Linked DNA regions of Homo sapiens: regions 1, 2, 3, 4 and 5 are each linked to region 6. Evidence: chromatin loops called from intact Hi-C (ENCODE). Cell type or tissue: heart right ventricle. All regions are shown on one strand. Each heading gives the region's core, and the rest is flanking DNA. Links, peaks and the distances in the headings are about the cores only.

Region 1 (4,000 bases), core at 1-4,000, 400 kb after region 6:
TGTCTTTTTTAAACCTAATGTTGAGTTGCATCTGAAAGTGGGACCTCATATGAAGTAAAGGCCCCAAGTGAAAATACTTGGTTTAAACATACCACACATCTTAAAATCCTCTGTAAGGATATTACAAATGACTGACTTTAAACATACACTGTATCAGACCTGCTCACCTCTGAGACCCCATCAATTGCAAGAAATACCAATCAATGACAGACTACCATATCCAGTGTAATGTGTAAGATATACCCAACTTTGGAAATACTAGAAAGTGTGCAAAAATGTGCCTCAGAATCAAGGAAACATATCTCAGAATCAAGGAAATAAGTGTCTTGTTTATGAACAAAATTTTTTTTTTTTTTTTTTTTTTGGAGACGAAGTCTCGCTTTGTCACCCAGGCTGGAGTGCAGCGGCATGATCTCGGCTCACTGTAACCTCCACCTCCTGGGTTCAAGCAATTCTCCTGCCTCAACCTCCTGAGTAGCTGGGATTACAGGCATGCACCACCATGCCCAGATTTTTCTGCATTATTATTATTATTATTATTTGTTTTTAGTAGAGACGGGGTTTCACCATGTTGTCCAGGCTGGTTTCGAACTCCTGACTTCAAGTGATCTGCCTGTCTCAGCCTCCCAAAGTGCTGAGATTACAGGCATGAGCCACCATGCCTGGCCACAAACATTTATTTACTATTTTGAGTATATGTTTAAAGCATCCAAGCACATTTTATCCAATTTTAAAGATATATTATCCATGCTTTAAAACTTTTGGAAAATATTTTAACTCAGAGATGTCTACATTCTCTGTATTTTTCATATTAATTCAATATGATGTACAGTAAAGGAATTTAATGATCACCTATATTCATTTTCCTGCTTGTGCTTTAGGTAACAAAGACATTTCGGAGTTAAATGGGGCCTGACAAGCCACGCCATCCAACTCCTCATGGCATGCTTAAGTGACCTGGACAATACCCCAGCTGGGCCTCCTCCAGTCTGTTTGCACAGCTCCAGCTGCAGGTGTCCACATGAACTTCACAGGCAGCTCAGCACATGCCACTCAAGGCCAGTTCAGTTAGAAAATACTTTCTGATTCTGATCTGAAATATTATCTGCAACTTGACCCAGTAATCTTTAACTGCCTTTTAGATCAAATTATATGAAATCCAGATTTTCTTTTCATGCTGCTACCTCTTGGCTGGTGTTCCCTGCATTATACCAGTGGAAAATATGAATTATGCAAATGAACTTGATGTATTCCTAGAACAACACGACATCAAAGTAAACATAGTGTTATTTTATATATATTTTGCAAATGCACCACTTATTTTCAAACACATTTCACTAAGTTTTCACCTCATAATGTGGTTTATAGACATGCACATATATACACATATGCATGTTCATGTACCTACAGTGTACCCTCTCTTTGTGGTTTTGTGCTATCACTCTCAATTTTTTATTTGACACAAATCTCTTCCACTGATACACAATGAGCACAAATTACACTAAATATGTCAAGGCCTAAGTGTTCTAAAGTTTATTTTCCATACACCTGAGTGATGGCCTAAACAACAAACCTGTCTTTTAAGGGTGTTTTTCAAATAGCTAAGACTACTTGGCCATCACGGGATTTGGGCATGGGGATTTGCTATTCTACTTCCTATCAAAATTAAAGAGTAAAGACAGGTTCTTGCTGGAGTTCCATGTGCAGTGCGTGTGGTGCCTTCTTCCATGTCCTGTTACCAGTGGTGATGGGGACAGACCTACAAAGGATTCCGTTTCCCATGGGCCTCTGCTGCTCCCTGCTGGTCAAGCTGAGTTCTGACAAAGCCTTTCCTACTCTACAGAAATAGCGGAAATGAACAATGCAGATGTACAGGGACTCTTCCTATTTTTATTCTCTTCTGAAATAAAATCATTTTGGACTCCTGGGGTTCCCTGGCAACTTTCTCACATATTGGATCTATGTCATATTGGTTGGCCCAACAGAAGGTATTGTATTTGTTGTTAAATGGGATTTTTTTTAAAGACATATGGCCATAAATTTCCCAAAAAATACCCAGGTAGAGATGAAAACAAACATGTACATATATATAAAACACACACACAAACATGTTCATGTACATACAGTATGCACTCCCTTCTCTGTGTTTTTTGTCTGAGTTGATGATTTGGAGCTCAAAGAGCTAGCGGAGGGAAAAGCTGAAGCCATTCAAACACATAATGAGAATTGGAGATGTAAAAGAAGGCTGAGTTCTAGGAGTTGCAACAACTTAGGAGATAACAGAACCAATTCGGAATGAGCAGGAATTGTAGGAATGCAGGCGAGGACTAGAAGAATCAGCTACATGCTGTTTACTGGCAAAGCAGGAGAAATGTGACTGAGGACAGTATGCCACTGAAAACTGATGAAAGAGGAGGGAGACAGGAGGACAGGGCTCTTGTGGGTAGCAGGAAGACAGAATGGAAATAAACCATGTTAACAAGATGGCTTTTGGCAGCAGCAGCAGCACCAGGCCAGCTGTCTCTCTCCTCCAATTCAAGTTACCACCACAAAACCCATTTGCAGTGGGAAGAGCTGCTGCATATCCGAGTGGATTAAGGTTATTTATTCACATGTGGACCATTCATTTAATTTTTGTTTTCTGTGTTTCCTAAATGATTATCATTGGAGGTGCAGCACTGGTGTACTTATGATTTTTTAAAAAGTGCTTCAAAGTTTAAGCATTTATTTCAACCAATAGTGAGTTAACCTCTGTGTTATAGAAATTATCTGAGCAAAGGAGGTCCAGCAGGTTCTGTTTATCAGTGGGGATTGAATTTCTGCTGCTAAATGGCAAAGAAAAACTAAAAATAACAAACTCCTGGTTTTGTTCCAATCCCTTTCTGCAGAACTAGTCAAAGCCCCAACAGAAAAGATGTTAAAAAATCAAGTACTGTAGCCTTAAAGGTGTCACTCAATTTGCATTCTACAGCTAAGTGTAGAACTCAGAAGTAGCATTTTATGGCTACCAACTCCGTGTGGCAGACTGACATTATCTAAATTAAGCCTGGGATTTTATCAAGACAGACTATCTTCATAACATTTTTTATTTTTTTTATTTTTTTTTTGAGATAGGGTCTTGTTCTGTCACCCAGGCTGGAGTGCAGTGGCACAGTCTTAGCTCACTGCAACCTCAGCCCCCCAGGTTCAAGTGATTTCATGTCTCAGCCTCCCCAGTAGCTGGGATTACATGTGTGTGCCAATAAGCCTGACTAGTTTTTGTATTTTTAGTAGAGACGGGGTTTCACCATGTTGGCCAGGCTGGTCTCGAACTCCTGGTCTCAAGTGATCCACCTGCTGCTTGGCCACCAGCAGCTTGGCCTCCCAAAGTGTTGGGATTACAGGCATGAGCCACCATGCCCAGCCAATCTTCATAACACTTAAACTGCACCCGGACAATCTTCATAATGCCCACGTTGCTGGGTCAGAGGTGTGGGAAGCTGCTTTGTTTTGGTTCCTCAGGTGTCTTACTTTGAACTATTATTAATACAATGCATTGGGAACACTGCCTTTACTGTTGGCCTGTATTTTAAAAAGAGGTGTGAAAAATCACAGCGAATGGAATTTATTATTAGACATGATGGAAGGATATTAATAACCATGTATTAAAGACAGCACTTGGAATAACAAATAATTGTTGAGATAAAACAATAACTAGCTGTGTCATGCTTGGAGAAGAGATGGAACAATTTAGAGAACACAATGCTAGCAGAAATGGGTATTATAAATGATCTCATCAATTTTTCACGTGCTGTATGGTTGATATCTTTCAGGTGTTCTGCTTTGAGAAACCCTTAAGAAGATAAAGCACTTAAATTACTAGAAACAGCACACAATGCCTTGTCCCCTCTGCTGACTGATAAAAGTAAATTAAAAATATGCTCCCCTGTTCTGGCAGAATCTCTTTTGTAAAGTTAGAAAGCCCCAAAGTTAGGAAGGCAAGATGAACAAAAAGGGTCTT
Region 2 (5,325 bases), core at 538-4,537, 230 kb after region 6:
TGCTAATTTTTAAGGCCTAAATCTAAAAGCGCAAGGGGACGCCTGAGTTGTTAAGGGCAAACCACTGAGCACAGTAACCTCGTCCAGAGGCAGGAGCGAAACTCAGGCAAAGCCTGTGTGGGTCTCATGGAGAAGCCGGTGGGACTTAAGACACAGCGCCCTAGTCCAAAGACAATGCCCTCTCTTATCTGTGACCTGGACGCTCCCTCCCTGCTTCGAGTCTTCCTGCCTTCGCTTCAAGTTGTCCCGCCTTTCCAGATGGAACCAATGTACTTCTTACCTATATCATTGATGCCTCATGTCTCCCTAAATGTATAAAACCAAGCTGTGCCTTGACCGTCTTGGGCGCATGTTATCAGGACCTCCTGAGGCTGCGTCACAGGCGCGTCCTCAACCTTGGCAAAATAAACTTTCTAAATTAATTGAGGCCTGTCTCAGATGTTCTGGGTTCACAGTATGGACCACATTTTCTTTATCCAGTGTATCATTCATGGGCATTTGGGTTGATTCCCTGTCTTTGCTATTGTGAATAGTGCTGCGATGAACATATGTGTGCAGGTGTCCTTATAATAGAATGATTTATATTCCTTTGTCTACCCCTACTCTTAAACATAGAGCAGACAGCCAAGGGTCATAAGACATCGAATGAGATCTGCTATTTGAAAAACATACCAAAAAACAAGCACATCAGAAAAAAAGGCAACTTGGGGAAAATAGAGATTACGTAGGGTAAAAAAACTTCAAAATCCGTATGTCAACTGTCTGAAACTTCTAAGAGAAGACACTGTAATCAAGAAGTACAAGCTGGATACTATAATCAATAACAATTCAGGTAATTAAAAAGCCCTTTGGATTGAAGACTTGATGAAGGAAGTAAAAAATACATGAGAGAGCTTAGAGCATAGCTGAAGCAATCTCAAAGTAGAGGCTGGGCACGGTGGCTCACACCTGTAATCCCAGCACTTTGGGAGGCCAAGGCAGGTGGATCTCTTAAGGTCAGGAGTTCGAGACCAGCTTGGCCAACATGGTGAAACCCTGTCTCTACTAAAAATACAAAAAATTAGCTGGGTGCGTTGGCAAGCACCTGTAATCCCAGCTACTCGGGAGGCTGAGGCAGGAGAATGGCTTGAACCTGGGAGGTGGAGCTTGCAGTGAGCCGAGATCATGCCACTGTACTCCAGCCTGGAAGATAGAGTTAGACTGTCTCAAAAAAAAAAAAAAAAAAAAGTGAGAAAAAGAAGTAGGAGAGAAAGGATAAGAAAATTAGAGAGCTGGTCAAGGAGGACTAACCTCTAAATAACAGGAGTCCAGAGAGAACAGAGGAAGTGGAAGGGAGAAAATTAAAAATGAAAAATTCATAAAAATGTCCCACAATCAAAGGACATGAGTTTCCAGTTTGAAAGGGCCACTGGAGCATCAGCACAATGGTTAAAAATGGGCCCATGCCAGATATATCATCATGAAATTTCAAATTTCTAGAACCCAACAGATGATTCTACAAGCTTCTGGAGAGAAAAACATTCTTACACACAAGATCCATAACAATCAGAATGCCTTGGGCTTTTCAATAGCTGAAGCATTGAAAGCTGGAACAGTGGAGTGATACTTTCAAAATTGCCGGGGAACACTGGGCATGGTGGTGTATGCCTGTAGTCCCAGCTATTCAGGAGGCTGATGGGGGAGGATCGCTTGAGCTCAGGAGTTCTGGGCTGTAGTGTGCTATGCCAATCGGGTGTCCACGCTAAGTTCAGCATCAATATAGTGACCTCCTGGGGGTGGGGGACCACCAGATTGTCTAGGAAAGGGTGAATTGGCCCAGATTGGAACTGGAGCAGGTCAAAACTCCTATGCTGATCAATAGTGGGATCGTACTTGGGCATAGCCACTGCATGCCAGCCTGGGCAACATGGTGAGGGTCCATCTCTTTAAAAAAAATTACCAGGAAAAATGGTCTCCAGCTGGAATTCTATACACAGTCAAATGTCAAGCAAAAGAGAAGGGAGAATTCAAACATTTTCAGACCTGCAAGACCCTAGAAAAAGTTTACCTCCCCTATTACCTTTCTCAGGAAGTCACTACAGAAAAGTACCCCACCAAAAAAAGGGTCTTCTTTCTAAGTCAAGAAAGAAGATGATATGGGGTACAGGAGGTGACAAAGTGGTGAGATGAAGGGGACCCCAACATAGTTTTTTGTTTTGTTTTGTTTTTTGTTTTTTAACCCAAACCAAAAATGGTCAATACCCAACATAGTTTTAGAAGGATTTCTCTGAATTCTGCTGTACAATGGGCCTCCAGGTTGGAGTCCTTCAAAAGGTTCTTCAAATACTGAAATTAATAGAATACTCATCAGAGTTGACTAAAATATCAGCCTTCATTACTCTCTGCCTCCCTACTCTCTTTGTTTCTGCTTTGTGACACTTATCCACACCTGACGTTAGACTCTCTGTCAGTTTATCTGGCCTACATCCGTGCCTAGAAAATAGTAATGCTTACTAAATATTTGTTGAATGAATGAATAGATGAGGACATATGTAAAATAATGCAAACCCTGGCATGTAGGAAGTGCTTTGTCAATGTGAATTTCTTTCCTGAATTTCTCCTAATTCAGGTAAAGCCCGTTGCTTCCACAAGATGTCTGGTGCCATCTGGAGGAATTGCGATCCCTGCTGGAATCCCTACCTGAGTCCAGACAGACTGTAAGTCCGCTATGGCCAGTCCCAAGATTGAAACTTCTAGAAATACAAATACTCAGTTTCGGACAGGCCTTCTGATGTGTACGCACAAAAAATTCCTAATTTCTGACATTGAGAAAAGCCTTTTGTTGCCATGTTTTCCTACAAATGTGCTTTCCTGCCATCTTGTGGCCAATCTGGGGAACTTGCAAACAGTTTGCCCGGACCTCACTCAGTCTAAAGAAAAGCTCCGGGAGCTGGGCTTGCCCAGAGCCATTTGGCAAAGCACCTGTGGTCATTTGACCACACCCTGGGGCCATCCGGCTTCTCAGACGCCCATGTTTTCGAAACAGGAAGCCACTGAGGTCACTGCTCTGTTTGGTGGCTTCTGCTGGGGACAGCTGAGAGAAGTGCCTGACCTTTGTCCTCCCATTTAGACACAGCCCCACTATTAACCCTGTCATGGTTGGACCCCAAGGATTTGCTCTGAGCATTCCGTGAACACCTGCAAACTCCTTGAGGGCAGGGCTTTATCTATGTTTTACCCCCAGTGTATCATACAGCATTGAACACATAGTAGGTGCTTACTAAATAAATGTTGTTGAAGAGATACTATCATTGGAGCATCTAAGAGCACTTCAATGAGCCAAGTCCAAGCACTTTACATAGATTGTCTTATTAAATTAAAGTGACCAACTCATCCTGTTTGGCCAAGGACTGTCCTGAGAATCCTCTCAGTCCTGGACCAACGAGGGCAGTTGTTCGGTCCCCTTAATGCAAATTCTGGCAACACCTCTCTGACATTGACACTACCATTATCCCCATATTTCAGAGAGAGGACTGAGGCTCAGAATTCTAAGAACTTGCCCATTATCACACAGGTCCTAAGAGCTCCCTACTTAGGGACTTAAATCCAAATCTTGGACTCTGCGACCTCCGTTCTCACCACCGTTCTGTGCTATTCCCTGAGAGGCAGCGCAGGTCCTTGCGTCGCAGATGGGGCTGCCTGTCTCCAAGGCCTTCCCTGCTCCTATGACAGTGGAGGTGTGAAGGGGATTGGAAGTGTCCTCGAGTTCTTTCTGAAGAAACACATCAGGCAAATAACAGATTTATAAAGGTGAGCTGAGGGGCGGTGGGGAGAGAGAGAGGGAGAGACAGAAAACATGCTCTTCTTAGCAATTCCACCTTGATATGATTACAGACTGGAAGTCTATACCTAGACTAGTTAACCAGGAAGGCAGATGGGAACTTGGATTTCCTACTTCCCAACTGTGGTTTCTGTTTCAATCACAGACTACTGCAGTCACCTCTCTGTTGGAAACAAACATTGACTCTCTGCTTCCTCCCAAGGTGCAGGCACTCTCAGAATTCGAGAGAACAGAGGCACAGGAAAGCCATCATCAAGCTTGGGTTTGTCTCTGTCACTTACAGAGTTGTAGGATCTCGAGCAAGTTATTGAACCACAGTGTGCCTCAGTTTCCTCATCTGTGGCATGAGGATGCTGATATGCTTACCTCCAAGGGCTGCTCAGGGTATTAAATGAATAAAATGCTCAAAGCCCTTAGAACAGGCCATGCTGAAAGTAGCAAATATCTTTCTCTTGTCTCCCACATTTCATCTGTCAGAGAATCCTGTTGGCTCCATCAACCTCCAAAGTATATCCAGAATCCCACCACTTCTCACCACCACACTGCCACCTACCTAGCCAGAGCCACCCTCCTGGAAGGTCACTTGGGAACCTGCATGGACACTTGGCCCCTTTCAGTTTATTCTTTTTTTTTTTTTTTTTTTTTTTGAGACGGAGTCTCGCTCTGTCGCCCAGGCTGGAGTGCAGTGGTGCGATCGTGGCTCACCACTGCTCCGAACTCCTTGGCTCAAGGAATCCTCCTACCTCAGCTTCCTGAGGAGCTGGGATCACAGATGTGTGCCACCATACCTGGCTAATGTTTAAATTTTTTGTAGAGATGCGGTCTCCCTATGTTTCCCAGGCTGGTCTCCAACTTCTAGGCTCCAAGTAATCCACCTGCCTCAGCCTCCCAAGTACCCAAGTGGCTGGGACTACAGACGCGCCACCACGCCCAGATCACTTTATTCTTAAGACAGTAGCTAGAGGGGTCCTGCCACACAGCAGTCACGTGACTTCTAGGCTCAAAACCCTCTGTAGACATCTCAAAAGCCCAGGCTTTCACCCTGGCCTGCCCAACATGAAAGACACACCCTTTCTCTCCGCCCTCAGCAACTCGCTCCCCTCACTCCCCTGATCCTGTGTGCTGACCTCTCGCTCTCCCTCCTTCCCCCTCCCCACATCCTGTATGCCGGCCTCTCGCTCCCCTCACTCCCCTGATCCTGTGTGCTGGGCTCTGGCTCTCCCTCACTCCCCCTGATCCTGTGTGCTGGCCTCTCAAAGACACCAGGCATGCCCCGCCTCCGGCCTTTGCACGGCTGCCCCTCTGCCAGGCACTCTCTGCCCTCACCTTGTTGAAGTGGCTGCTCACATGCCACCATCCCAGGAAGCGCCCTCTGACCATCCTTTTCAGTCACAACCTCTGTCCCTCTGCTCTATTTTTTTTTTTTTAGATCCATGGCACCCAACACCTCCTACTATACCACATCATTTTCCATAATTTCCTTATTCAGCCCATTTGTTGCTTAT
Region 3 (5,325 bases), core at 793-4,792, 220 kb after region 6:
AAAAAATATTTTCAACTCGCTGCTCTTCAAGGACAAAAGCAAGGGACATCTCTGAATATTAAAGTTACTCCGTTCCTTGAAGGAAGAGCTGAGAAGGCATAGAGAACTCTACGCTGAGGTCTGATTCACTGTTGCCTTTGTTTGTTTGTTTTTTCTTGAGATAGGATCTGGCTCTGTCACCCAGGCTGGAGCATAGTGGCAGGATCTTGGCTCATTGCAACCTCAACCTCTGGGACCCAGGTGATCCTCCCACCTCAGCCTCCTGGGTAACTGGGACTACAGGCATGTACCAACATGCCCTGCTAATTTTTTGTATTTTTAGTAGAGACAGGGTCTCACCATGTTGCCAGGCTGGTCTTGAACCCTTGGGCTCAAACGATCCTCCTGCCTCAGCCTCACAAAGTGTTGGGATTATAGGCGTGAGCCGGGCCCACTGTTTCTACTGGGGCCCCAATTCAGTCTTTGCCTACAGGTGGTGGTTGGCATGGAGGAGAGGCTTCGTGTTTTGTACCTAATCATTGCTACTACCAGTCATCTGATCCGTCCAGGGGTTGCCAAGGGTGCTACTAATTCTGTGGGGTCCCTAGTGTCTCCTTACTGCCCCAGCCATGCTGCCTGCTGCTCCACCATGGTCAGTTCTGCTGGAGACTTTAATTTGATTTCCCGAGGGTCACTTCCTGTGAAACTCCAACCAGATGCCCACAAGGCTGATGCCTGAAGGCCTGGAGCATTCACGTTGGGCAGTGCCTCCCGAACATCGGAAAACCACCTCAGGCCTCTGTCTCATTATTGGCTCTGGGAAGAGCAGGCTGGAAGGAGGGGCCAGGAAGAGGTGGCAGGAGGGTTGGGCGGGCAGTGGAGGGTTCTAGAGGTGAGAGGGCTCCATGCCACCCTTGGCACACGGATTTACCTCGGCAGCAGGGAGGACATTGCTCTCACCCAGCCTTGACCCTGGAAGGGTCTTCTCTCTTCCTAGGCAAGAGAGGCTGTTTCTTGCATCGGAAGGAATCAACAAAGACCACTCAAAGGAGCACAAGGAAAAGCAATTTATCCAGAGCTTGCCATAGCAGGGGAGCTGGCCACCATCACTGGCATTTGGCAGAGACTCAAAGACAGGCATGGGAATGGGGGAGCTTTACCGCTGACATGAGGGATGGCTTCAGGTGTGCCCTGTTGGAGGCTGTTGCCTGGGGAAGCCAGGGGCAGCTGAATAGCAGTGGGGCAGCCACGTGATTGGTCGGGGGCAAGCTGGCTGATCCTAAGCTAGAAATGGGCACAAACATCAGGGAAGTGGTCAGTTACTAATCGAGTCCTGGCCATTTGGGGCCCACTATTGGAGGGGTTACTGTTTGGCTTCCTGGGCTGGTGGCTGGATGTGGTGGCCTGGGTCCCACTGGTCTGATTCATAGATATCAGGCCACGTCCTGGGCTGGCTGCTACAGCTTTGGGGTCAGAGTTCTATTTTCATGTATGATCTGGCCACGAGCCATCTGTATATTCAGCCTCTCACCTTCATCTTACTGCACAGGGGTCCTAAAGAAGGATAACAGGGCCGGGCGTGGTGGCTTACGCCTGTAATCCCAACATTTTGGGAGGCTGAGGAGGGTGGATCACGAGGTCATGAGATCGTGATCATCTTGGCTAATACGGTGAAACCCCGTCTCTACTAAAAATTACAAAAAATTAGCCGGGCATGGTGGCAGGCGCCTGTAGTCCCAGCTACTCAGGAGGCTGGGGTAGGAGAATTGCTTGAACCTGGGAGGCGGAGGTTGCAATGAGCAGAGATTGTGCCACTGCACTCCAGCCTGGGTGACGAGAGCAAAACTCCATCAAAAAAAAAAAAAAAGGAAGAACGATAACAGAGACTGTGGACCATGAATGGGGAGTGGGCCAGGGAGAAGGGCTTCTTATTCCCCAATCCCAAAGGCCCTGCTGAAGGCAGCTGGCACGCCCATCTAATGGTCTCACCTCTGGAAAGGGAAGGAACGCCAGGTGGGTGTAGACAGAGCACGGCCCTCTCTCACTTTCCTTGGCGGGCGCTGGCCCTGCATGCTGGTATCCTTGCTGCCCTACCCAGCCCTCTCACAATGCTTGGCCCATAAAGGCCGGAGAGGGCCTCTCCCCAGGCTGCCCTCACCTACGTGCCCAGCTCCAGCACACTTTTTCCTTCTCCACCTCTCCTCCGTCCTCCTCTTCTGCCTCCAACGCTCTGTTCTCAGAGTGTGAGGTCTTGGTGGGCATTGCAAACAAGCAGGCATGTGAATGTGCCCAGGTGATCGGCCTCTCTGAAGAAGATGCTGGTTGAAGCTAACACAGCTCGCTCATGATAGCTCCGGGCTGTGTGTCTCAGGGAAAGATGCCCAGGTGATTGGTGTCCTGTGCAATGGGAGGGACGCTTTAATTTAGCTGGCTTGCTGGAGTGAGAGGACAGTGAGCCAGGAGATCTGAAGCCACCCAGAGTGGTGCAATTCATAGGAACCTCGCCACCCACCTGGCCTCTCAGCCTGGAGACCCAATCAAAGCACGTGGGCTGGCAACAGCCCTTCGTGGGTAACTTACGGAACTCTGTTCCTGTAGATTTGGGCTCAATATTTTGATGCCGATAGAGCATGTTCTGCCCACAACACAAAGTCTGTGAGTGAAAAATCGGTGGCTTGGAATCTGGAGAAGAAGCCAGAGCGTGGGGTCTGGCCCCCCTTTGTCTGATTAACAGAGAAGATTTGCATCTCTGGCCTCGGCCCTGACATGAAGTCTGCATGCCTGGTGCTGCACAAAGTGTTGGCGAAATAGAATTAAAGTTTTTAAAAATCCACTCCCAGCCCAGAAAACCTCTCCTGAAAGATAGAGAGGAAGAAGATACTGTTATCATTGAATAAGCATCTAAACCAGAACAAGATGAGCATTGCAGGTGACAGCTAAAGGTGTCATGGCTCTGACATTAGGCAGATTTTACAATGTGGAGTCAGGTGATGCTCTAGGTTCTTCTCCTCCCAGGAAAGTGGGAGACAGGAGGGACGCTCCTGTCCTGGATGATTCCATTGCAAAGAGGGGGCTCCCCCTGGGTCCCCGAGGAAACATTTCTGAGTTGTAAGACTGGCTTATTTAACCATTAAAAAGACTCACATAGGCCAGGCACGGTGGCTCACGCCTGTACTCCTAGCACTTTGGGAGGCCGAGGGGCAGGCGGATCACTTGAGGTTAGAAGTTCAAGACCAGCCTGGCTAACATGGTGAAACCCTGTCTCTACTAAAAATACAAAAATTAGCCGGGTATGGTGGTGCGTGCCTGTAATCCCAGCTACTCGGGAGGCTGAGGCAGAAGAATCGCTTGAACCCAGGAGGCAGAGGTTGCAGTGAGCCAAGATCATGCCACTGCACTCCAGCTTGGGTGACAGAGCAAGATCCCATTTCAAAAAAAAAAAAGAAAAAAAAAAGATTCACATACATTTGAAAAGGATGGAGAAATAACTTCTGGAAGAAAAGGGAAAGGTGGGGCATCCCTTTCTTTTCAGCTGGGAGAATTACACCTTTGTTTTTAATTTGTATTTGCCAGATTTCAGGAATCAGGGACTGGTTCAGAGGGCTGACCCCGGAACCTGCCAGTGATCAAGCCTGGCACTGACATCACCCACGAAAACTAGCAGGAGTGGCGCAGTTTCCCCCTTCAAATGCTCCCTGCAGCCCAGCGCGAGACCTGGGCTGGGGGTCCTCATTCATGCTAGGGAACACTTCTCTGGCCAAGGTGGGGACCTGTGAGGGCTTACATCACCTTTCCTTCTCCCCACAGAGCCTAAACGCCTACCCTCTGTTACAGAAAAGGGGTCCTGATCCAGATCCCAAGAGAGGGTTCTTTTATCTCTCGAAAGAAAGAATGATGGGTGAGTCTGCAGTGCACAGCAAAAATCGTGCCACTGCACTCCAGCCTGGTGACAGAGTGAGACTCCATCTCAAAATAAATAAATAATTAAATAAATAAGAAAGTAAAGTGGTGAAAGAACAGGCTACTCCATAGACAGAGTAGGGCATTCCGGAAAGTAAGAGGAAGAGCGCGTCTGCCCTAGGTACAAGCATGTATATATACGTTGTTTATATATACGTATATATATACATTGTATATATATGCGTATATATACATTGTATATATATGCATATATATACTATGTATATATACATTATATATGCATATATATACAATGTATATATACACACATTGTATGTGTATACATATACACATTGTATGTATATATATATACACACATTGTATGTATATATATACACACACATATGTATATGTGTGTGTATATATGTATACGTGTGTGTGTATATATATGACTAAAAAAAGATGATGGGAAGATGTGCTCTTCTACAAGGGTTTGTGATAAAGGATTAATTTCATTTAATTACTATATTTTGTAAGAATCAATATTATTAACTTTAAAACAAAATTAGGAATGCCTTTGTTTTCCAGATATTGGATATCTGGACATTCCCAAGTCTGGGTCTGTCTAGTAAGTATTATCAATCTGTTCCCTTAACCGTAAACTCTAGAGGCTCAGAATGCCTGACTCTCTGGGAAAACAGCCCAGCAAGCCCCAGCCTCATTTTCCAGCCCTCACTCAAGATGGAGTCGCTGTGGTTCGAATGCCTCTGACACCTCCACAAGTCTCACGTTTCTCTCTGGTCCTGACTCACCAGATACAGTTTCTATAATGGAAAATACGAGCACAACCCATGTCAGGTGGTGAGTCAGAGATGTTCAACTGTGACTAAAGAAGCCTGCTCCACGGGTGGCTCGGGCACTGACACCTACGCAGAGGAGGAACCTGCCAGGGAGTCGCGGCTGCTACACGTTGATGTTCTTTTGTTTCCCTTCCAAGTCATCTTTTCCCAATCTAGTCCTTTCTGGAACTGCAGCCCCTGTCCTCCCTATGGCTTCTGGAGCTCTGAGTGGAGTGGGTGTTCTACTGTTTCTAAAACATTCCCTCAAAGCCTCAGGCATCTATTTGGTGGGTTTCTAACAAAACAATCAAATGTCAAAAAAAAAAGGCAAATAAATCACAAATTCAAATCCTCTGCCTCCAGACAGGTCATTGCCTGATGTTTTCAAGGTGGATAACTGCTGGTCTTCTCTTAAATGAAATATCAACATTGCCACATTCTACCGACCATACATTCATTCACTTGTTGATTCCTTTTAACAAAAATGTATTGATGGCCAACTCTGCATTGGACACTACTCTAGATGGTATGGATTTAGGATAGATTCTGCCTCTGTATGCCCCAACAGACTGAACAAATGTGGCAACCTGTGGGGTTTGAGCCATGC
Region 4 (5,325 bases), core at 764-4,763, 210 kb after region 6:
CTGCTAAAATGAAGATGTGACTGTTTTCACTGTAAATGTGTGAGTGAGCATGTTGGTTTTGTTGAGTCTTGCCCATGGGAAAGGACTTGAATAAGTCTGAATGGTGGGATCTCTAACGCTGCGAATTCTGGAAACTGAGCTGGAGGCCTTTGGCAACCTCCATAGCAACAAGATGAAGACCCACATTGCTTCTGGAAGAGTCTTTCAGAAACCAGGTATTAAAACTGGTTTTCAGCAGTCATGGGTCTCTGTGCACAGATTTGCATACCAGAGCGGTGCTCCTGAAATATATAGTCTTGTCCAATCCTTCATGGTCGACATCGCTGATGGAGAGAGGAGATAAGGTTTCAGAAACACCTGATTGTTTGTCTCTCCCTCTCCCCTAGAAGGATTTGGTCCCCCCCATTAGTCCAGCTGAGGACATAATCATATTAGTTAAGCAAGACAGTAGGGTACCTGGTTAGGAAAAAGGGAGGGCCTTTTAAGTCATAGGAATGGGTCAGGTAGATGGGCCCCAGCAGATCAGTAGACATAAAAGTTTTTTCCAGGGTAAAACAGATTACAAGAGATTCTCAAAAGCAGACTCTCTGGAGCGATTGTCAAGGCTCATGTGGTAAGCAGGGTGGGGCAGACCCCTGTGAAACAAAGGAGGCTGTGTCTCCTCAACTCCCGTGCCCTTGGCACCCGCCTCACTCAAGTCCCTTCCCTGGTGGTTTGGGCCTTCTTCTTCCAGCTGCTCCAACCACTGGCTTCTGGAATGTTTTCAATCTTCAGTCTCCCGCTCCAGACTTTGACTTTGCTCGGTGGACTGTACCTGCTCAGATCTTGGTCCCATTTTCCACCCCGGAGCCCCTACTTGGCTTAATCACACTCAGACTTGCCTGGAGAGCTTAAACAGATTCAATGTAAAGGTTCCAATGGAGGGAAATGACTATGCGTCCCCTTGATGCAATGTTGTATTTCTTCTGCCAGATCCCATACCCTTCATCTGAGATCAACAAAACCAGAGGAAGAGTTTGAGCTGGGTCAGCTAGGAAAATACCACCTGCACTGTGACATTATTAAGATGTACGGAAGCTCTGTAAAGGCCAAATTACAGTGTGGAGCCCATGTGGCAACAAGGAAAGATGCTTATGGTGAAATGGTTCAGTGAAATAGGACTAGAATGTATATGATGCCGAGATTACAGCCCTGTACAAGAAGATTTCTCAAAGGCAATGCTCTCAGAAGTATCTAGGTCTCCAGTCATAGGGCTGCTGGATCAGAGCTTTTGGGGCTAGAGTCCAGGAATCTGAACTTTAAATGAGTTTTCCAGGTGGTTCTTCTGCACTCTATAGAATGAGGTCAGCTATGTAAAGAACTGTGTGCTCAAGGCATCATATTGCAGCAAAGAATTGTGGCCAGATTCAGTGGGACTACTGATGGATTTTTCTTAACCCACAATTTTCAAATTTTATCTGTACAAATAAAGTATTTTACTTTTATAATAAAACAAAATACATGAAAATAAAAACAAAAATAAATAAAAAGTTAAAAACATATCAATAAAAAGGATAGATAAATTAGATGAAGAAGGGCCTGGAGACAGGGACAAAGGTAGGCAGCCACTGATTGGCCCAGGTGAGAGAGGATGAAGACAGGACCTTTGCAGTGCAGGTGTAGACAGACAGGTCCTTTCGACCCAGACTTAGGAAGGTTTGATGCCAGCTCTGGGTTGCTGGCTGTTAACTTGGGGTGAGACATTGAGCTGTAGGATGTTGTTGTGAAGTCCAAATGTAATAATTGATGTTCTTGAGCACTTTCCATGGGCCAGTCCCTGTTCTGAGTGCTTCACATATCATGTGATCATCACAGAAGCTCTTTGGTGTAGATACTATCATTATCCCACTTTTTCAGATGAGAAAATTGAGAAACAGAGAGGGTAAGTAACTTGCCCAATGACACTCAGCTAGGAAGTGGCAGAGCTGGGAAGTAGGTATGGACGTACACTGTGATGTGTACAGCTCCATAGAATGTTAGGGGGCAGCATTTTTCTGTCTCCTAAACGTGGCAGAGTAATCCCTTTAATTAGAAGGAAACCTTTAGATTCTTCTTAGTGGCTTCACATATTGCTCTGTTTCTAAAGAGTCTTTCTCTCTCTCCCTGTGATCAGCACAACCTGAAATGGAGGCTCTCAAGTGGGAAAATACCATCCCTCCGTGGCAAGTATTGTTGAGGGAAGCCCAGTCTCTACTGTCAGGCTTCTCACGGTACATCTGCTCTGTGACCTGGAGGTGTTACCTGCACTTCCAGCTCCAGGAACTGGCTCCTTAAGCCAGAGCTTGGGTTCCCGTCAATAGATCTGGGCTCAAGTCACAGCCCTGCCACCTACTGGCCATGGGATTGCCTGCAACATATTTAACGCAGGGGTTTTCAACCAGGCTGCCCTGTCTGGGGATTACCAGGGATTGGGCATTTAAAACCCTCCAGGTGACTCTCGTGCACAGCCGGTGCTGAGAACCTCTGGCTGACCTCTCCAAAGCTTTTTGTTCCTTATGTGTAAAATGGAGGGATCCACTCTTCACCAAGATTTATTCATTGAGCACCTTTGTTTTTTTGGCCATCAGCAAAAGCCCCCAATTTCAGTACTACATATCTCCCATGTAACAGTTTGTGATTAGCCGCAAACTAGACCCAAACCTAGCTGATCCGACTGCTGGCCAGTTCTTCCCCCCATTCCACAGCCCTCCATCAACAGCTATCCCAGCTGATCCGACTGCCGGCCAGCTCTTCCCCCCATTCCACAGCCCTCCATCAACAGATATCCCAGCTGATCCGACTGCCGGCCAGCTCTTCCCCCCATTCCACAGCCCTCCATCAACAGATATCCCAGCTGATCCGACTGCCGGCCAGCTCTTCCCACCATTCCACAGCCCTCCATCAACAGACACCCCACTGATCCGACTGCCGGCCAGCTCTTCCACCATTCCACAGCCCTCCATCAACAGATACCCCACTGATCCGACTGCCGGCCAGCTCTTCCCACCATTCCACAGCCCTCCATCAACAGATATCCCAGCTGATCCGACTGCCGGCCAGCTCTTCCCCCCATTCCACAGCCCTCCATCAACAGATATCCCAGCTGATCCGACTGCCGGCCAGCTCTTCCCCCCATTCCACAGCCCTCCATCAACAGATATCCCAGCTGATCCGACTGCCGGCCAGCTCTTCCACCATTCCACAGCCCTCCATCAATAGATATTTTCCACACATGGTTGTTCTGAGGATCAACCACGAAACTCCAAGTACAGTGCCTGGAGCATGAGTCAGTAGCAGTAATATACTTAATTAACTTGAGATTAGAACATTAGAACTAATTCTAATTTACATCTTTCCAGGTATCTTGGAGCTCAGTACATACATACCTACATACTACACACACACACACACACACACACACACACACACACACGTATATATGAAAAAATAAAGACAAACAGAAATTAAAATACATATAGCCGGGCGCGGTGGCTCACACCTATAATCCCAGCACTTTGGGAGGCTAAGGCAGGCGGATTACCTGAGGTCAGGATTTCGAGACTAGCCTGGCCAACATGGTGAAACCCCATCTCCACTAAAAATACAAAAATTAGCCAGGCGTGGTGGTGGGCGCCTATAATCCCAGCTACTCTGGAGGCTGAGGCACAAGAATTGCTTGAACCCAGGAGGCAGAGGTTGCAGTGAGCAAAGATCGAGCCACGGCATTCCAGCCTGGGCGACAGAGTGAGACTCCATCTTGAAAAAAATAAACAAATAAAATTAGGGCCCTTACCCCTAGTCCTGGATTTCCTGGATCAACTTTTCTCATCCAGGTCTGCGTCAGGTGGTCCTTGGGATCATTACAATGTGGTCTGTTTGCTGGAGTGGAGGAAGATGATGGCTTCCAGTGGAGCATGCGGGCTTGGAAGTGGTGTGGATGCAGGATGGCTTGAGCCATATCCCGTTTGTCTCCCTGAAGGTCCCGTTTCAGGAAATCTTTGACTCTTGTTTTGGGGTATTTGAGTGACTTCCTGATATAGTCCCCAAATTCCAGGGCTGTGGCTCCAGGGGGCCAACTGAGGGCTGTGCATTCTCAGGGTGACAGCCTGAACCACACAGACGTCAGGAAAGCCTTCCTTGAAATCCCTGCGCACTTCCCCTCTCCATATCAGAATCATCTGGAGACTCGTTAAAGCACAAGTGTGGAGGGTTAAAGCAGAGTGTTTGATTCAATACAGCTGTGGCAGTGCCTGAGAAGGCGCATTTCTAAGTTGTTCTCAGAGGCTGCTGATGCTGCTGGTCCAGGGACCACACTTTGAAAACCACTAGACTAGGGAGAGAGCTGGCATCATCACCTGAGTCTTGTGAGGCTGCCTCTTGGGGATTCTAACAGTGACTTTGAGGCCTCTAGGCCTGACCTGGTCCATGAACTCTTTGTTCACGTTGGAGGATAGAAGACCACGGGGAGAAGTAGGAGGAGGAAGTTTGGGCAGATCCACGACCAGGAGTGTAGGAACTCACACTTGAGGCTGGACAGGGAAGTCTAGAGTACAGAGTCTGTTGTTGTTGTTGTTGTTGTTGTTGTTTTAAAGAGGTAGGAGTCTTGGGTGTTTTTTTTTTTTTTTGAGTTGGAGTCTAGCTCTGTTGCCCAGGCTGGAGTGCAGTGGTGTGATCTCGGCTCACTGCAACCTCCACCTTTCAAGTGATTCTCCTGCCTCAGCCTCCCGAGTAGCTGGAATTACAGGCATCCGCCACCAGGCCCAGTTAATTTTTGTGTTTTTAGTAGAGATGGGGTTTCACTGTGTTGGCCAGGCTGGTCTTGAACTTCTGACCTAGTGATCCACCCGCCTCAGCCTCCCAAAGTGCTGGGATTACAAGCGTGGGCCCCTGTGCCGGCTTTTTTTTTTTTTTTTTTTTTTTTTTTAAAGAGGCGGGAGTCTGTCTATGTTGCCCAGGCTGGTCTTGAACTCCTGACCTCGAGCCATGCTCCAGCTTCAGCCTCCCAAGTATCTGGGACTACAGGCATTTGCCGCCATGTTGGCTTAGTTACAGAAGTCGTACACGCTAGGATTGAACATCAAAGTCCAGGGATAAATGCAAGCCTTGAATGCCAAGAAAGTCTTCACAGCAGACAAGGTTCAGAGGCAGCAAAATGTGGGATGGTGATGCCAAATGGGAATCACTGCCATGATGAATCCTCAGGCAGAGAAGGACCTGAAATTCTGTGTGCAAAGGTGGTGAAAAGGGAGGTGGGATCCTGAGCTCATAGGGTAATAGCTAAAGCCAAAGGCAGAGGTGAAAGACCAT
Region 5 (5,325 bases), core at 713-4,712, 590 kb before region 6:
AAATGGGTGGTTGGATGGATGGTTAGATTAATGGCTGGGTAGATGGAAGGATCAATAAATGCGTGGAAGTGTGGATGGGTGGATGGGTGGATGGATGGATGGATGGATGGATAGATGGATGGATGGATAGATGGTTGGGTACATGGATGGTTAGATGGTTGGATGGAAAAATGGGTGGATGGATAGATGGTTAGATGAATGGTTGGGTGGATGGGAGGATCGATTAATGAGTGGATGAATGGGTGGGTGGATAGATGGATGAGTGGATGGGATGCATAGATGGGTGGGTAGGTGGATACATGGTTTGATGGAAAAATGGGTGGGTGGGTGGGTAGATGAATGGATAGATGGGTGGGTAGATTGTTGGATGGATGCATAGGTGAATGGACGTGAGGGTAGGTAAGTAGATGGATGGGTGGATGGATGGATGGATGGATGGATGGACTGGTGGGTGGATGAGTGGGTGGATGGGTGAATGGGTGGAAAAATGAATGGGCAGTATAGTAGCCATTCAGAGACTGCTAAAGTGCTGGAAAGTTGACACAGAGCTACGTAACAGTCTTATTTGATATTTACTAATAATACAGTTCCATGGAGAAAAACATCAGCTTATTTGACTTAAATATGACATGTATTTGCAAATCTCATGAAGAGAAACTCACACTGCTTTTCAAAAAATGGTCCTGCCCTGCAGTGGTGCTGACATCAAGCAGTGTCCCAGAGAGGGGAGGAAGCAGACACTGGCCAGAGATCCATTATAAGGGCTCTTGGCTCATTAACTTTCTACTTCCATCAGTGGCCTTGTCACCTCAGTTAACCTTCTTTCCATCTCATTTCACTCCCCCTTCTCCCAGAAATCCATGATACTTCCATTTTCTCTTCCATTAGGGCACAATTAGGAAGGTGCTTGGCATGTAAGGAAGGCCCAATAGATATTTGGCAGTGTTTATTAATGAATCCCACTGTTCTTCTGACACATCTATCCCCTCTAGTCCTTCACCCACGCAGCTACCAAAAATATCAAAACAGCATGAGATGTCATATTTTAATGTGTAACACAAATGAAATGTGGCCTGCTTGCTACTGATTTAAGGTCTAGCTTAGTCCTGTGACTCATTGCAAGTCAAACAACAAAAATCCTTGAAGAGTAAATAGCAAAATTTCCTAAAAATTTCCATTAGACTCTCTCTCCCTAAAGACCCTAATCGTTGCTTTCTTTCTCCAAAAACAAGACAAGGGTGGGGCTTTCTGAACTGGCTCCGGACACCCTCCCTCCTGCTCATCCAGACTTTTCTCTCCTCTTGCTCACTTCCTGCCATTTCACATGCAATCGAATTTCAACTTCCCAAATATATTGTGAGTTCCCCAGATCTTCTCACTCCTTTTCCATGATCAGTGCAATTAAGACATAGAAATCAGAAGGTCGACATGTGAAAAAAAATGCTCAACACCATTAATTGTCAGGAAAATGCAAGTTAAAACCACAATGAGGTATTACCCCACACCTGTCAGTATGGCTGTTATAAAAAAAAAAAATGATAACAGGTGTTGGCAAGGATGTAGAGAAGAGGGAACCCTTGTACATTATTGGTGGGAACATAAATAGGTAAAGCCAGTACGGAAAACAATATGGAGGTTCCTCAAAAATTAAAAATAGAACTAGCATATGATCCAGCAGTCCCACTACTGGCTATATATACAAAAGATATGAAATCAGCATGTCAAAGAGTTATCTACATGCCTGTGTTTACTGCAGCATTACTCACAATAGCCAAAATAGGAAATCAACCTAAGTGTCCAGCAACAGATGAGTGGATAAAGAAAATATGGTGTAAATACACAATGGAATACTATTCAGCCACTAAAAAAAGGAAACCTTGTGTTTGCAACAACATGGATGAGCCTAGAGGACATAATATAATGTTAAATGAAATAAGCCAGGCACAGAAAGACAAACACCACATGATCTCACTTACATGTGGAGTGTTAAATGTCAAATCATATAGAAACAGAGAGTAAAATGGTGGCTACAGGGAAAGAGGAAGTAGAAACGGGAAGATGTTGGTTAAAGAGTATCAAGCTTTGGTTAGACCACAGGAATAAATTCTGGAGAGCTATTTTACAGCCTGGTGACTATAGTTAACAAATGTTAATAATAGCAATGTATGCTTGAAAATTGTGGCCCAGGTGCAGTGGCTCATATCTGTAATCCCAGCACTTTGGGAGGCCGAGGCAGGTGGATCACCTGAGGTCAGGAGTTCGAGACCATCCTGGCCAACATGGTGAAACCCCATCTCCACTAAAAATAGGAAAACTAGCCAGGAATGGTGGCAGGCACCTGTAGTCCCAGCTACTCGGGAGGCTGAGGCAGGAGAATTGTTTGAACCTGGGAGGCGGAGGTTGCAGTGAACCAAGATCGCGCCACTGCCCTCCAGCCTGGATGACAGAGGAGACTCCATCTCAAAAAAAAAAAAAAAAAGGCTAAAAGATTAGCTCTTAAATGCTCTCAACACAAAAGCGTGATAAGAATGTGAGGAGATGGATACGTTAATTAGTTTGATTTAGTCATTTCACAATGTATACCTATATCAAAACATTGAATGTTATACCATAAACATATACAATTTTCACTTGTCAATTATACCTTAATAAATCTGGAAAAAATTAAAATTTAGAAAAGAATATCTCACAATTATAATATTCTTTTAGATATGCTTTTCTGGAATCATTTCCTTTGTATGTTACGGATTAATGTATAATATATGAACATTACAGCAAGGTAATTCAATCTTTGCCTTCCGATCTTTGTGCTGTTGTTATCAATAATTTTATTTCCACATATGTTAGACATGGTTACTATCTTTGCTTTAATCAGTCAAATATATTTTAATAAAAGTTTAAGATGAGAAATAAAAACTAAAATAAAATAGAAGCCAGGGAAAGTCTTGGAATAATTGTTTTTAGTATCTGTCACATGTGATTTGTTGCAGTTAGATTTCATCAAAATGCATTGGCTTTATTTGGAGAAGGCCATGGCAATGTTGGAGCCCAAGCAGCATAGATAATGTGCGTATATTTGGCACTAGGGGGCGATATAGCATTGCTTTCAGCCCTTCACTGTCAGCGCACACGCAAAATAAATGAATTCCCGCTAAGGAAAATCATTCCCAACTTTTCTTCTGCATCTCAAGTCATTGGCTCTTACGTCACTTGGCAAAGCACTCTGAACAGCAGGCCTCGAAGGTCCATTCTTTAAGTTACTGATTTATCGATTTTGTTTGCTGGTGTTTTCACTTAATCCTTGGTTTGCTTTCACTGAGCTCTGAGAGTTTTTTTAAATTGGTCAGTCTTGCTAGAATTCCAAACATACAAACAAAAAAAAACTCTACTGTTTACAGTAATCTACCATGGATCTAGTGGTTGTCTGGATTCTGGCACAGGGACTGGCTCTGGGGGGCAGCTGAATTCTGATGGAAGAAAGCACTAATGCTAATGTGGAAGGCCTGCGCTTGGCTGAGTCCCAAAGGAAGCAATTCCAGGCCCTGACCCCAGGCTGGGCCCCTGTTTCTCGGTCACAAGGGAGGCCAGCTAAGACTTGTGCAACCCGGCTCGAAGGATGTCGAAGCACCCTCAATTTCATATGCAAATGAGAGCCAGTCCAAAAAAGGATTGCAGGGTTTCCCAGAAGGTCCAGCTCCTTGGAGGATTATGAAGCCGCCAGCTGATTTCACATTCCACCTGATTTACAGCATTAACTGCAGATTTTTTTTTAAATATCTAATACGATATGATGCCTACGTGTATCAAGATGGCTCTAAGGAGCTTTAATTTGCATTGGGTTTTTTGGTTTTGCTCAGTCATAGCATGTTCTAGGAGCTACTTGTATCAATATCAAGAGGGTAAGTCCCACCAGCACTCTCAGGAGGAGGCCTTCCTGTAGGTATTCAGGCCCTTGGAAGAAGGGCTGTTGGCCCTAGAATTTACCAAAGGGGCAGAACTCAGGCCCTCTGTATTCTGACGGTGAAGTTTGTGGTTCCCCAAGGAGGAGGAAGAGATGACACAGGTGCTCCCCAGGTGTCTCTTGCCTCCTGGAATGGCCGCCAGAAGAAGTGAAACAGCTGAGCTATGAAAGCTGTAAACTCAGGAGCACAAGGAGGGCAGGGGCTGGGTCCTCCCTCAGAGAACCACAGTAATGAGCACAGAACTCAGTCTGCACCAGGTCAGCATCTCTGTCAGATGGTGCTGGACCAGGCGTCCTCCCTACCAGGGCCACCACTTGGGATGTTGGACGTGAGGCTCACAGAAGCAAGTAGGAGCTGAGATCTTGCCCAGATTTCCTGTGCCACACAAAGAGTCCACAGGGCTGTGCATGCCCAGACGGGCATTCCTCCCTAACTTCTGGAAAGTCCCTGGGGGACTTAGAGGTGGCTCTGACATTGACACGGTGTGGCAAGGAGGAGCTGTGGCAACGGCGAACTGATTAAACTTTGGCTTCACCACCCAACTCCCTACCACCTCCCACCTTAGACACTATAACCCTCAAGTTTTTAAACAACTGGGGGAGCAGGTAGCCCTAAGAAGGAGATACCAGCCTTTCTGCTAGTCAAGAATGACTTCGGAGCTGGGTGTGGTGGTGTGGCCTGTAACCCCAGCCACTTGTGAGGCTAAGGCAGGAAGATTGCTCAAGCCTGGGCATTCGAGGCCAACCTGGGCAACATAGACAGACCTCGCCTCTAAAAAAAATTTTAATAATGATCTTGGGTTAGTTTTCATTTTTTAAGAGATGATGAGACCACGTGTGTGCTGCAAGTTTGTGAAATAACGCATCAATAGCGCTCAGAGTAACACTCAGACGGCAAAGAACTTATCATAATGCCTTTTTTAATGCCAAAATGAGTCTTAGAGAGATTAAGTGACTGTTGCACAGATAATAAATGAAAGAAATGTGAGTACCCAGTTTCTCTCCCCAGTACTCTAATTGATAGATTTTGGAGCAATAGTCCTGCTTTAATAATTAATTCATATTGCTGCATGGATGAGCTATGGGATATTATAGCCAATTCTACCATAAAATATATCATTAAAAAATTTTTTGCAAACTAATTCTTAATTTGGCTAGCTGAGACCTTGGACTAATTCCTGGAACCAAACCCTCTCATTTCTACATCTGCATGGTGACAGGATTGACAGGCGATTTCCAAGGGCCCTTTCAACTGCAGAATTCCCATAGTCTGAGCAAAAATAAGCATTGACTATACAACAGAAATTAAAATAGCTTTACAACAACACTGCCAGGAATTATTCTCCAGATCGTGCAGATGAGAA
Region 6 (5,032 bases), core at 391-4,390:
GTCCCTCCTTGCCAGAAAGCCCCCTCCCAAGGCACGTGGCATCAATCTTGTGTCGGTGGCAGGCAGCCCTCATGTGCCAGACGCCAAATGCTCGCTGACTCGCAGATGAGCCATCCCCAGGGCCTCCTCCCTGCATGACAGGACAAAGCAGCTCCATCTCCTCCTGACTCAACAGCCTCCTCTCCCCAGTCCCGTGCCCAGCCTCTCCCAGTTCCCACTCCCGTCTGACTCGTGTAGGCACACTTGAGGAAGGGGCGTATCTGGGGACCGTGTGGCCTCACTGGCCTCTGCTAAAAGTTGTGGGCAAGCCGGCAGGCCTGGGGGCTCCCACTAGAGGTGGGGTCAGATGTTGGGATGGCCAGAGGGCTGCCCAGCCTGTGGGCACTAGAGCCAGTGAAGGGCCAGAGGCAAAGCAATGCAAGTTGTCTTTTAAGGCTGGAGTGGCGAGACGGGACAGCAGGGAAGTTGTTCAGCAGACAGAGCGCAGACAGGACTGGGAGGAGGGAAGGGACGGGGTGCAGACAGGACCGGAAGGAGGGAAGGGACAGTGAGGCCAGGGAGTGGCGGGCACGGGGGTTATATTTGTTCCCCGTGGCGTCACTCGGCACCAACCTCAGACTGGGTGAGGCCACAGAAACATCTCCCACAGTGCGGGAAGCCGGAAGTCCAAAATCAAGCTGCTGGCAGGTGGGTTCCTTTGGGAGGCCTTGAGGGAAAATGTCCCCACCTGACAGCATCTGGTGGCTGCGGCAGTCTTCTTCTCGGGGGGTCCCCGACTCCACCCATGTTGCAGGGCTCCGGTCTGCCGTGTCACCAGCTGTCCTCCCTGTATCTGCACTCTAATATCCTCTTCTAAGGACACGGCTCGTGCTGGGCTTAGGGCTCGTCCTAGTGACCTTACCTTGACTCGATCGCATCTGCAGAGACCCTGTGTCCATGTGAGGTCACCATTGTAGGCACGGAGGGTTTGGACTTGTTGGGGGTGCAATTCAACCCACAGCAGGGTCTGAGGGAATGGGATCCAAGAAGGGAGAGGAGCGGTGGCCCCAATGAAGGGCCACGAGGAGACAGGGCAGGCTGGTCTGGTTCTGAACAAGGATGTTGACCCTCTCGTGAAGGCAGTGAATGGAGACAGGTCTGGGAGCCACCAGCATGGCCTCGGCCTCCTGAGTGCAGGGCAGGAGACTCATGGCGCGCAGGGCCCGTAACACGCTGGAGGCCAGGATGGACCCGACACAGGGGAGCGGGAGGCTCGGCCCGGCCGTGGGGAGCGAGGAAGGGCCGCTGGATGTGCCTATTGATAAAGAGGTTTCCAGAGGCTATTGGAATGGCCAGGCAGAAGCTAGAGAGCGCTAAGGAAGCTGCTTTGGAAACAAATGGGCCCAGACTGTGATGGGTGACATGTATGAACCCCACTGTGGGCTGGCTGCTGTGTGAAAATTATGTGAGTCAGTATGAAAATACCTAGGAAAGGGGAGTGTGCCACCCTCCTTGCTCCATGTTGCGTGACCCAAGATGCCGCATGGGCATCAGCCCAGCCCTGGCCACCACCAGGACCTTCTGGGAACCTGGAGCCTTGCATTTTCTTGTTCCTTTCTGCCACTGGGGGAGGAGGATGGATGGCTGGAGCTGCCTGCCTGGCCTGGAATGCCCTTTCTCCCCGTCTGCGGGGTCCCCCACATCCTGCAGCCCCTCACGGACCTACTGTCAGTGTCCATGTCTCCCACTGGACCCTCCCTGAGCAACTGGAGGGCAGGGACATCAGACCATTTGATCCCAGCTCCCAGCACAGAAGCTTAGTGCCAGGGGCACCCAGAGAGATGGAATGAGGCAGACTCGGAGGTCTGTATTTTTTATTGTGGTAAAATAGCTATACCACAATATTGGCCAACTTAACGATTTTTACGGGAACAATTCAGTGGCATTAAGTGCCTTTACAAGGTGGTGCAACTGCTTTGAGTCTCTGCTGGTGATGTCACTTTGGCAAAGGGACGAAATGAGCCACCAGTGCGTCAGGCCTGCTCAGAGTTGTTTGGAGGTAGCATGGACACAGGTGCCTGTCCCTGCCCCCTAGCTGGGCTGCAGCGCATCCTAACAATGCTCCAGGGGCTGGGCCGGCCCTGAGCCTGGAGGTGGGCAGGGCTGCAACTGCCTCCTGGGCCACTAGAGGGCATGTGGGAGCCACTCACATGCACCCCAGGCCCCACTTCCTGGGTAGGGTGCCTGGCCCCTCAAAACGAGTGCTGCTCTGAGCTTGTTGGGATGGATCTTTCCCTCCTTCAGCTTCCGCCTGCTGGCAATGCATGGGGTCCTGCGCCCCCATTTCTGCCTCGGTGTCACAGGGCACACCCCTCTCCCCTCAAGGTGGCTCTTCTCCTCAGGACACCACTCCCGTTGGATTTAGGGCCCACCCTACCCCAGTGTGATCTCGTCTTCACTAGTTACCCTGCAACGAGCCTATTTCCAAATAAGCCTGTGTTCTAAGGTACTGGTAGTCAGGACCTCAACGTGTCTTTTGGGGGGACACAGGGACCCCAAGATGCCCCACAGCAAGTGACAAGGGGAAGTGATGAGATCAGGGTCCCAGGACCTGCCAAGTCTCCCCACACACGGGGGAGCGGGGGTGGGGCCCACATCCTTCAGTCACGGACATGCCCCAGCCCAGGGCCCTGGTGCAGGGAGAGCTGCTCTCTGTGCCCTCCTGGGGCAGGTGCCCGCTGTGCTTCTCACAGGCCTCCTTGCCTTTCAGAATCAGTTGTCTGGAAACCTGCTGAGGAAATTCAAAAACAGCAACGGGTGGCAGAAGCTGTGGGTGGTGTTCACAAACTTCTGCCTGTTCTTCTACAAATCACACCAGGTAAGTGTCTCGCACAGGGCAGGTGGCCCTGGGACCTTGGGGGTGGCAGCATGAGGTGAGGGGGCCGCCCTCCTCTGGAATGACTCAGGCCTCTTGGGCTCCAGGTGTCACGGGGATGACAGGGATGCTGGCGGGGGGCCCTGTCCACCCGAGGCCCTCAACTCTAGGGAAGACTGACATTATCATCCACTGAAGGACAACTTCTGCCCTAGGAAGGGCCACCTGTCTTCTGCCTGGACAAGGGACGGGGGTTGGCTTTATCTACAGCTCAGTCCTGGCGGGACTTGCCACCCGGGCCATCACGTACAGGCAAACACTGGCTGCCATGGTCCCTTCCAGGCCCACGCCCGAGGAGGGAGCTGCCTGGGCTCCCAAGTCCCTGTCTGATGCGGGGCAGCAGCCAGGCCCAGCAGCAGAAGCTGACCCCGAAAAGCCACTTTGCTTTGTTTCCCCTTTCCAGGACAATCATCCCCTTGCCAGCCTGCCTCTGCTCGGCTACTCGCTCACCATCCCCTCTGAGTCCGAGAACATCCAGAAAGACTACGTGTTCAAGCTGCACTTCAAGTCCCACGTCTACTACTTCAGGGCGGAAAGCGAGTACACGTTCGAAAGGTAGACACCCCCTTCCCACGCACAGGGCCCTGCAGAAGAGGACCCCCTCTTCCAAACATCAGGATTTCTCCCAAGTCAGCGAGTGAGATGGCCCCACCCTTCCCTGCCAACTAAGCGTTTAGACCTGGGGTCCCACTGCCCGACACCAGCAGGCGATTCTGTTCTCATGGCAGAAAGTGGGGTCCCAACTTCCCTGCGCCCTTACCCTGCACGGTGTTGGCTGAGGCCCTAGACATCTTGCTTGGAGATCTCTGACATAACGTGTCCGGGATGATGAAGCTAAGCCCCAGTGAGACTGCCTACATGGTGTAATGGCAGGGACTGCAGACTTCATTTAGCCAAGAAAGAAATGCAACAGTCAGGCCTAAGACTGTTCCTGCAATTCATATTTTGAATAGAGATCCTGGGCCTCTGCAAATTGCATCCCCAAGCCGACTACTTGTGCAGTTTGCCCTGCTGAGCCCTCCTCGCCCCGGGAGGCAGAAGGGGAGGGGTCCTCAGCAATATGCTGAGCACCTCCTAAACAACATCACCTGAAAAAGGAACCTAGAGGAGAGCCATTCTCAAATCTGATCCTGGACTGAGCTCGAGAGCTGGGTTGAGAGCTGGGTTGATCAAAGTTGGGATTTTGCTATTATTGTGACAAAGGGTCCAGCCTTGCAGTCCAGATCCTGAAAGGCCTGGGACAAGGCCAGGTAATTTGGGGAGTCCGTCCTGCATTGTGCAGGATGTTCAGCGGCATCCCTGGCCACCCACTAGATGCCCGCAGCAACCCCTCAGTTGGGACATCTAAAAATGTCTCCAGACTTTACCAAATGGGACAGCATTGCACCCATTTGAGAAGCACCGGTAGAGAGCAAATACACAAATATATAAAAAGGGAGATTTGGGCGTGGTGGTGCAAGCCTGTAGTCCCATCTCCTGGGAGGCCAAGGCTGGAGGATCGATTGAGCCCAGGAGGTAGCTACAGTGGGCGATAACTGCACCACTGAACTCCAGTATGAGTGACAGAGCCAGACCCTGTCTCAAAAAAAAAAGAAAAAGAAAAAAGGAAGGGAGAGCTTCCACTAAGCAGGATGGGACACGTCCCGCCATTCTCTGCCATGTCCATGAAAATAGGAGGTAGCGTTCTCCCCAGCAACCAGAGGCCACCTCGCTCCTAACTGCTCCAATGGAGCGGGCAGTGTCACTGCAGCAAGGTACTTCCAGCTCCACACTGAGTGAGTGCCCAGGCCAGTGGGTCTCCACTGTACCTCAGGAACGCCTGGGTGCTGGCTGTTCCCTTGCTCTTCTGCTGAAGTGGCAGATTACCAACCAGGCGGCCTGACTTCACCTTGTGTTTCTGTAAGCGATGCCCACCAAAGTGTCAGGAGTCCGTCCAAACAAAAGGTTGACTAACTGGCGTTCCCGTGTTGCAGGTGGATGGAAGTGATCCGCAGTGCCACCAGCTCTGCCTCGCGACCCCACGTGTTGAGTCACAAAGAGTCTCTTGTGTATTGATGGCCGGACACACTCGTTTCCGCAGTGGCTGCTTTCCTGGAAGACGTTTCCTTTCTTCTGTAT

The links. A loop is a pair of places that touch in the nucleus more often than their neighbours do. Peaks named below come from ENCODE experiments on the same cell type or tissue, not always from the same donor. Only the 100,000 strongest peaks of a DNase experiment are listed, where the experiment ranks them.
Region 1: a loop joins it to region 6, with 2.8 times the contacts of the local background. A loop is called at or near these places in 45 of 110 quality-filtered maps.
Region 2: it touches region 6 in a loop (5-fold over the local background); 81 of 110 quality-filtered maps call a loop at or near these places.
Region 3: it touches region 6 in a loop (3-fold over the local background); 107 of 110 quality-filtered maps call a loop at or near these places.
Region 4: it touches region 6 in a loop (9-fold over the local background); 106 of 110 quality-filtered maps call a loop at or near these places.
Region 5: it touches region 6 in a loop (3-fold over the local background); 27 of 110 quality-filtered maps call a loop at or near these places.

The regions. Positions count from the first base shown.
Region 1 is chr13:98,841,275-98,845,274 of GRCh38, forward strand. All of the region lies in intron 38 of DOCK9 (dedicator of cytokinesis 9), which reads right to left. Among named protein-coding and RNA genes, the nearest start is that of DOCK9-AS1, 11 kb to the left of the region's middle. In heart right ventricle, for the core only: a CTCF peak has its summit at 1,804 (motif pointing left); a DNase peak (open chromatin) is centred at 1,767; H3K27ac peaks cover 645 bases.
Region 2 is chr13:98,670,354-98,675,678 of GRCh38, forward strand. It overlaps the pseudogene RN7SL60P. Among named protein-coding and RNA genes, the nearest start is that of SLC15A1, 80 kb to the right of the region's middle. In heart right ventricle, for the core only: a CTCF peak has its summit at 2,860 (motif pointing left); a DNase peak (open chromatin) is centred at 2,998; H3K4me3 peaks cover 328 bases; H3K27ac peaks cover 906 bases.
Region 3 is chr13:98,659,512-98,664,836 of GRCh38, forward strand. No RefSeq gene overlaps it. Among named protein-coding and RNA genes, the nearest start is that of STK24-AS1, 85 kb to the left of the region's middle. In heart right ventricle, for the core only: no CTCF peak of the experiment used is centred there; no DNase peak of the experiment used is centred there.
Region 4 is chr13:98,651,224-98,656,548 of GRCh38, forward strand. No RefSeq gene overlaps it. Among named protein-coding and RNA genes, the nearest start is that of STK24-AS1, 77 kb to the left of the region's middle. RefSeq lists an enhancer at 2,146-2,265. In heart right ventricle, for the core only: CTCF peaks have their summits at 2,363 (motif pointing left) and 2,566; a DNase peak (open chromatin) is centred at 2,368.
Region 5 is chr13:97,852,606-97,857,930 of GRCh38, forward strand. No RefSeq gene overlaps it. Among named protein-coding and RNA genes, the nearest start is that of IPO5, 98 kb to the right of the region's middle. RefSeq lists enhancers at 3,872-3,941, 3,972-4,091, 4,112-4,211. In heart right ventricle, for the core only: a CTCF peak has its summit at 3,086 (motif pointing right); a DNase peak (open chromatin) is centred at 3,121; H3K27ac peaks cover 394 bases.
Region 6 is chr13:98,443,349-98,448,380 of GRCh38, forward strand. FARP1 (FERM, ARH/RhoGEF and pleckstrin domain protein 1) reads left to right here. Exons shown (of 27, transcript NM_005766.4): 25 at 2,750-2,857; 26 at 3,318-3,469; 27 at 4,888-5,032. The coding sequence ends at 4,969. It overlaps STK24 (serine/threonine kinase 24), which reads right to left. Exons shown (of 11, transcript NM_001032296.4): 11 at 1,837-5,032. Among named protein-coding and RNA genes, the nearest start is that of FARP1-AS1, 10 kb to the left of the region's middle. RefSeq lists enhancers at 1,892-1,941, 2,712-2,761 and a silencer at 2,487-2,781. In heart right ventricle, for the core only: a CTCF peak has its summit at 2,158 (motif pointing right); a DNase peak (open chromatin) is centred at 2,163; H3K4me3 peaks cover 352 bases; H3K27ac peaks cover 601 bases.